Regions from separate parts of the Homo sapiens genome. Here region 1 is linked to region 2. Evidence: read pairs that join two places in POLR2A ChIA-PET (ENCODE). Cell type or tissue: Panc1. All regions are shown on one strand.

Region 1 (4,000 bases), 190 kb before region 2:
ATATTCCAAAGAAAGCTCAAAATGATCTTTGTTCTCAGTGACATGCATTTAGCTAAAACTGGACATTTATATCTTGATCAGCCCATTGTTATAGACTCTTTATATAGTCCCTTCTCCTGCCTTACTAGAAAGGGAAAGTAGCCTGTTTTAATTTAGTAGGTGATTGATTTAGACATAGTGGCTAACTCTAAACACAGTATACAGAAACAGTTTAATTACTCTGTAGAAATACGTATTTGGGTACCAGTAGTCTTATTTTTGTTTTGTGAGTGTAGGTTAGGTCTGTAATTTTGAATTATGTTCCACAGAGCAGCTTCAGTGACAGAGGAGCCAGTCATTTGGGGATTTGGTTCTTTTCCTCTGTAAACCTAGGATAATTTTACTTAGGTCAGCATGAAAGTACAGTGGTATGATTGGTCAAAGATATATTTGAAATATTATCATAAGGTATCATAAAGATTGGTTAATCTTTAGGAGTCAAAGTCACATTTCAATTGCTACCTCCATTGGTATTTTTCCGTTAAAAGTTTTTGGGTTTTTCTGAGACGTGGGGTCTTACAGTTTGGCCAGGCTGAAGTGCAGTGGCTGTTCACTGGCACGATCCCACCACTGAGTAGGCTTTAAGAGTTAATACGTTTCATTTAGGTTACATTTTATTATTAATCTGTGTATTTGGATTGTGGTCTTTCTTTCAAACAGAATTCAAAGAAGCTTTTTCACTATTTGACAAAGATGGTGATGGAACTATAACAACAAAGGAATTGGGAACTGTAATGAGATCTCTTGGGCAGAATCCCACAGAAGCAGAGTTACAGGACATGATTAATGAAGTAGATGCTGATGGTAAGTCTTCAATTTTGTGGGGCTGGGAGGGGTTGAAGAAGTGATACTTAGATGTTTCCACTAAACCTTTGCTGTTTGCTTATATGTTTCCACTAAAGCTTTGATGTTTCCACTAAACCATTTCAGGTAATGGCACAATTGACTTCCCTGAATTTCTGACAATGATGGCAAGAAAAATGAAAGACACAGACAGTGAAGAAGAAATTAGAGAAGCATTCCGTGTGTTTGATAAGGTACGTCAAGGACTGGATATGTTAAATTTTGAGGATGAAATGAAGATACCAGGACTCATTATGAAGACTTGTGTTTTTTTGGTTGTTTTTTTTTTTTTTTTTTTTTTTTTTTTTGATGATTTACCAACATATTTTAATTACCAAGCAAAAGCTTTTTAAGAATTCAGTATAGACTTTCTAATATATGTATTGCGTTCATCTTGTCAAAGGAGGTGTCACTTGACTTTGGGACTAGGAAATAATGATTTCAATGTAGGACATTTTGCTTGGCTCTTAATGACATTTGTAGGTCAACTGTGTAGATTTGTATGCATTTCTAAAGTATGTTTTTCCCCCAATGTGAAATTTAGTAGTAAACTTAATAAATTTCCATTCCAACTCTCAAGTCTGTAATTTGACTCAGAAACTATACTAAATTTTTTGCTAGGATGGCAATGGCTATATTAGTGCTGCAGAACTTCGCCATGTGATGACAAACCTTGGAGAGAAGTTAACAGATGAAGAAGTTGATGAAATGATCAGGGAAGCAGATATTGATGGTGATGGTCAAGTAAACTATGAAGGTAAATGTTTCAGTCTCACGCCTCATTCTTCACTTTGATTTTTAAGATAAGAGGCTCTTTGTTAGGGAACTGATCGAAATTAGTGACCCTTCCCCTGAAATTAGGTTGCTAAAACAGTTACTTACATTTAACCTTCTTAAAATTCAGAGTGTTGTCTGCAGACTAGGTAACATTGCTCTGACTTGAGAACTTAATTTAGAAATATTTACTATCAGGTTCTATCCCTACACCTGGAATCAGCATTTTAATAGGATTCTTGGGTGATTCATGTATAAAGTTTGAGAAGCACTGTTCAGTGTTTGTGTGATTGTGGAACAATGTGGAAAGCAAACTTATTCCAAGTTTCCTAAAATGAAATTAATGTGACTTTCTTTCCCCGCACTGTATTGTCTTTTTTCTTTAATTGGCTTTAGTCTGAAACTGAAGTTTACATGTGCTTCAAAAGTATCGTATCTACTAACTTTTAAGATGGCCATATCAGGAAGCAAGGCATATGAAACTGAAGGATTTTGAGTAAAACTCTGTATTTTTTTCATGATGTAACTACTTAACTTAGAAAAGAGCATAAAATGTAATGTTATAAAAATTAAACCTAGCCCATAGCATTGAATTTACAATATTGTCTTGTAATCCAGCAGACTTAAAATTCAAGTCTAAACTAAGAGCCAAGAATGCTCTTTTTTATATTGGCCTATCTAAAGCGTTAATTTGGCTCTTACTAATAAACCTGAATAGTTATGGTTAATGAAGTTCCAGCCTGGGCAATAAACTAGCTTCCCTCTGTACTTAATGGTAATTCTGAGGAAAGAGAGGAATGGAAAGAGTACTCAGTAATTGAGTAAATGTGATTTTTTTTTTTTTTTTTTTTTTTTGGTCTTTTGCTATTGACTCATTTTTTGTGTACTTCTTCTTTTTCAGAGTTTGTACAAATGATGACAGCAAAGTGAAGACCTTGTACAGAATGTGTTAAATTTCTTGTACAAAATTGTTTATTTGCCTTTTCTTTGTTTGTAACTTATCTGTAAAAGGTTTCTCCCTACTGTCAAAAAAATATGCATGTATAGTAATTAGGACTTCATTCCTCCATGTTTTCTTCCCTTATCTTACTGTCATTGTCCTAAAACCTTATTTTAGAAAATTGATCAAGTAACATGTTGCATGTGGCTTACTCTGGATATATCTAAGCCCTTCTGCACATCTAAACTTAGATGGAGTTGGTCAAATGAGGGAACATCTGGGTTATGCCTTTTTTAAAGTAGTTTTCTTTAGGAACTGTCAGCATGTTGTTGTTGAAGTGTGGAGTTGTAACTCTGCGTGGACTATGGACAGTCAACAATATGTACTTAAAAGTTGCACTATTGCAAAACGGGTGTATTATCCAGGTACTCGTACACTATTTTTTTGTACTGCTGGTCCTGTACCAGAAACATTTTCTTTTATTGTTACTTGCTTTTTAAACTTTGTTTAGCCACTTAAAATCTGCTTATGGCACAATTTGCCTCAAAATCCATTCCAAGTTGTATATTTGTTTTCCAATAAAAAAATTACAATTTACCCAATGGTTGCTCTGCATCTGAGTCATTTAACTGTTGAAGTCTAATAATTTTGAAAATAAAATATGGCATTGGTTTCTGCTTGGTATAGTCTAGATAATTTTTTCTCGTGTGGGGAAGCATATGGAGATGGGTGGCAGAAATAGTGAAGGTGGGAAAGGAAGGAGAAAAGGATTGGAAAAGTGAGAAAAGAGGGAGAGAAGCACAGAAAATAAGAGGAACAAAATAAGGGGTGTAACTAAGGAGAGATTGAAGAGGAAGGCCGAAAAGATGGGGATCTATGGGGGCTGGCTTAGTGTAGTCACCTTTTGGGGGCCACCATCATGCGTGCCCACAACATTCCTCCACCACCATGTGTGTCGTACTGTGCTACTGTGTTAGATCCAGGATACCTGTGAGTTGCCTCTGCCCACAGAACAAGATGGTGGCAGTCATGGGAAAAGAGGGGCAAGTTTTTTGTTTTGTTTCTTTATCCAGATTGTATTTGACAACTTCAAAAGGCCCCAATGAAAGACTCAAAAACTTAAGTGTACCTAGTATGGGAATTGGCATAAAGTAGGTATTTACTGTTTCCTACCTTTATAGTTTTCAACTTTGGCATTTGTCCATGTTGACTTAAGCTGTGCAGTGATGTTTTAAATGTTTGCATGTTCAAAAAAAAACCAAATCTAGTTGGGGTGAGCATCCTTATAGTTTTACTTCTATTAACTAATATTTTATTCATTGTGCTTTTTAATTCTATAAGATGAGAATTTTCAGCTTGCCCATCTGCAACATTTTGCAAAAAAAGATGTCTTTAGGAGTAAAT
Region 2 (4,000 bases):
AGAGGAGATTTAAGAGAAGGTCTTAGTTCCTCAGAGGTCAGGACTGGGTCTCAGGAGGGACACACAGTATTTCTGAGGATGCACAAGATTCTGTGGCCTGCCCTCCCTCAACTTAGATAACAACTATAGGGTCCCATTTGTCTGCCCACTGCTACCAGGCACTGATTCCAGCCCTGGACATCATCATCAGACCTTTGACAGGGACAGTACAGTGCCTGGCATTATAGCTCATCGCCTTAATCCCCTTTTGAAAGTCCAAAGCCTAGGCTTCCAGCTGAGCAGCAGACTTTATCTTTTCCATGAAAGTTTCCTCCCAACCACATGCAATGCAAATATGAAAAGCTCCTAAAACACTACTACTGTCTAGCAGTGACCCATTCCCCCTTGGTGGAGGTCAACTCAACCATGCTGAGCCTTTAAGTGGCCTCTGCCAAAGAATGGGCACTCAAGTCCTATATTTGCTGAGCCCATCGGTCATTTCTCCTTTCCTCCTAAAGTCCAATCAAGCAGACATCTTCTAGAGCAGTGGCTGTCAGCAGGGGGGTGACTTTGCCCTCAGGGGACAGTTGCCAGTAACTGAAGACATTTTTGGTTGTCACAACAAGGGGGATAGTGCTACTGGCATAGTGGGGAGAGTCTAGGCATGCTGCTGAACATCCTATAATATACACGGCAGCCCCCCGCCCTCACCAACAACAAAGAATTCTCCAGCCCCAAATGTCAACAGCATTGAGGTTGAGAATCCTGCTCTAGGGGAAATGACCTGGCCTGGGGTGGACTCTTCCAAAATGGCCCATCACAAAAACGGGTACTGGACTGACATTTTGGCATCTGCCAAGGAAGGCGAGGTGCAAGTGTCTCCTGGGCTCTTAGTCTCTCGGCCCATGACCACCTCCTCCTTCAGGGCACCAATCCTAATCTATGCTGCTCTAGAACCTTCCATCTAACATGTTAAATTATCTTTTCCACAGAATACCTGAGCATCATCCCCAATATCTTCCCCACGAGCATTCACAGCCACACTCCCTGGGTTCAAATCCTGCCAATAGCACTTATTAATGAGGTAAACTCTGGGAAGCTAACTCTTCTTCAAATTTGTTTTCTTACTTGTAAAATGGGAATGACAACAGGACCGATTTCATCCAGTCAGTGTGAGGGTTAAATTATAGAATGAATGTAAAGTGCTTGGAGCTGTGTCTGACACAAAAGCAGGCACTCAAGAAGGGCTAGCAGGATCTCTGTTGAATATAGTTGCCTGTCCCCTTAGCATTGAACCAAGGGCCCCTCATGGCATAGTATTAAGATGCGGAGGGAAAAAGAATAAAATGGAGGCTGGGCACGGGCCTGTAATCCCAGCACTTTGGGAGGCTGAGGCAGGTGGATCACCTGAGGTCAGGAGTTCAAAACCAGCCTGGCCAACATGGTGAAACCCTGTCTCTACTAAAAATACAAAAATTAGAAGGGCACGGTGGCAGGCGCCTGTAGTCCCAGCTACTCGAAAGGCTGAGGCAGAAGAATCGCTTGAACCCAGGAGGTGGAGGTTACAGTGAGCTGAGATCGTGCCACTGAACTCCAGCCTGGGTAACAAAGCAAGCAAGACTCCATCTAAAAAATAATAATAAATAAATAAAATGCATAAAAATTAAAAATAAAAGTAAAAAAATACATAAAAATAAACCAGAGCCTCCCAGAAGGGGGAGGGCTGGGATACTTATCGCAAACGCTGCTACCACCTGTACTTGATACCCTGCAGACAGTTAACCCAGACCCACCACAGGGAGTGGGGAGGGAGGGGGATCTGAAAACTGCCAGAGCCCTGCCGACCAACTCTTTTACCAGCCTCTGAAAGGCTCGGAGAAGGAGTCCCAAGATCCTGCTTCCTCACAGGATCCAGGGAGGAGCTTCTGGGACACCGAGAGCAGGGAAGGATGTCCAACTGCAAGACCCAGGCAGACTCCACCCCTGCCAGGGAAAGAAATGGTGAGCAAATGATTCAATCTCCTAAAGCTCATCTATTAAACATCCTAGCGGATGGCATGGACTCATTTATCAAACTATTTTCCAGTAAAGAGTCTCATTCTAGTGGAATCAGTATACTATAATGAGTTTTCCAACTATGAAGTAGAGTGTCTTTGGGGGACAGAGAAGGTGACTTCTTCTAATTAGCACACAGGTGACCTATGGGTTTAGTGGGATCCATAGACATAGGTGCTCAATAGAGAGCAGCTCCTACCACGGTGTTATTTCCAGCTCACCTTCTCCAATTCCTGCAGGAACACCTGAGCGATCCAGGAGGCCCTCTCAAAACAGGTGATCACTTCCTCCTCCCTCTCTGTCAGGCGGAAGCGGGAGGCGATGGAGTTGGGTAGGCGTTCCAGAGAGAGGCCTGCGGGAGGAAGAGGGTGCCTCAGACCTGTCCTGCTCGGGCCCCCTGACTCCAGGCCCTCCCCATGGGCCGAAGGTGGGCTCATCCGAGGGGGCAGACACTCTGGTGCAGCCAGGAGGAGGCGGAGGTCTGCGGAGGGGAGGGAGGAAGCTGAAGCGACGGTGGTGTTAGCAGTGGCTGGGAGTAAGCGATGGGACAGCACGTGGGGAATCACAGTGCATCACCCCAGCCCAACTACCCGGGGAAGCCACTCCTGACCCCTCCTCTGTAACGCAGTATCCCCATTTTTCTAAGCGAAAGAGAATGAGGTTTTTTAAAAAAATTTATTTTTTTCTTTCCTCTTTCCTCCTTTTCCCTAGTTCCCCATTTCCTACTTAGCTCTTTAGAAATGCAATAACCTTTACCTTCCCTTCACCAGACACTCCCTACACAGCAAGCTTATCCATGTGCTGACTTAGAAGCTCCAGATCCAGAACTTTCCCACCAGGAGACTGCCTCTAGAGACAACAGTCAATTTACATCCTAAAGTGTGACTGAGAGGGAACTCTCTCCCAACTGGAGAGTATCTTGAAGCAATGCTCACTTTACAACCTAGCTCTGCCCGTGACGGTGCCAGCTCGACCACCTGGTAGGTAAGGCACCAAGGCAAGTCATGCAGACCCTGCACTTGCTTGCTCCCTCCTCTGCATGGCATTCATGCCAAGTACCCCTTTAAAAGCCCCTGCTTTTTGCCCAGGAACTGAAGTGGTTATCTTTAAAGGCAGGAGCCTGTACCTTTTCCCCTAAGCTAAGCTTTGGAATAAAGTCACTTTCTTTATTCCAGACCTCGCTCTTGTTAATTGGACTCTGCAAGTGGCGAGTGACTGAACTGCATTTCAGTTACAATTTTGGTGGCCCCTATGAGGACTGCAGTACACTTTGGACGATTGAGCCTATCAGCCTGGTTTCACCACCAGGCAAGGCGGGGGCTGCCTGGGAGCACCAGCTGCTCCTGGCTACTGGACTCCAGGATAGGAATGTTAAGGGGATTTCTCAGCAGCTGCCAAAACGTTCTTGTTTTGGGGAAACCTCCCTTTCACCCCCTGGCACGACATCTGCTGCCTCCAATGCTTCACTGGTATAAAGAAAGTGACCTCTGAAGAAGCCGGCAACCTTGAAACTGGGTGAGCAAGTTGGACTGTACCCGACTTTTTTCTGTCTCTTCTGGGTATCCTGGGACTTCATTCTGTGCAGACTTGGCCGCTACTGGCACGATTTGGGCATTTTGAGCATTTACATTTGTGTCACTATAGGGACTCAGCTGCCTGTGAAGGTATCTGGAGCTGAGGCAGGGGGTTCAGAACTCCACTCAGTCCCTCGACTGGGAATTTTGTTTGGAAGCACGCCATTTGTTTGTGTGAATGTATGACTTTGTGTACAGGCTTCTTTCTTTCCTTAGCTCCCTCCAGGTGGAAACAGTTCACCTCAACCGGCAACCTGCGGCAGTGGGAGGGATCCATCCTCCGCCGCACTCGGCACTGAGGCCCTCCCTGACGGGGGATAAATGAGGGTAGCAAGGGTTTCCCTGCACCATGCGGTGGCTGGAAGGCTCTCGAGCTCCTCTTCTGCCACTCT

Evidence for each region. ChIA-PET counts read pairs that join two places held together with the same protein. Peaks named below come from ENCODE experiments on the same cell type or tissue, not always from the same donor. Only the 100,000 strongest peaks of a DNase experiment are listed, where the experiment ranks them.
Region 1: POLR2A ChIA-PET joins it to region 2 with 8 read pairs; 29 of 35 experiments call an interaction of 5 or more read pairs at or near these places.

The regions. Positions count from the first base shown.
Region 1 is chr2:47,159,362-47,163,361 of GRCh38, reverse strand. CALM2 (calmodulin 2) reads left to right here. Exons shown (of 6, transcript NM_001743.6): 3 at 700-843; 4 at 970-1,076; 5 at 1,504-1,639; 6 at 2,558-3,278. The coding sequence ends at 2,586. Among named protein-coding and RNA genes, the nearest start is that of STPG4, 6.1 kb to the right of the region's middle. In Panc1, no CTCF peak of the experiment used is centred here; no DNase peak of the experiment used is centred here; H3K27ac peaks cover 297 bases.
Region 2 is chr2:46,973,359-46,977,358 of GRCh38, reverse strand. TTC7A (tetratricopeptide repeat domain 7A) reads right to left here. Exons shown (of 20, transcript NM_020458.4): 4 at 2,256-2,386. Among named protein-coding and RNA genes, the nearest start is that of TTC7A, 34 kb to the right of the region's middle. RefSeq lists an enhancer at 1,994-3,193. In Panc1, no CTCF peak of the experiment used is centred here; no DNase peak of the experiment used is centred here.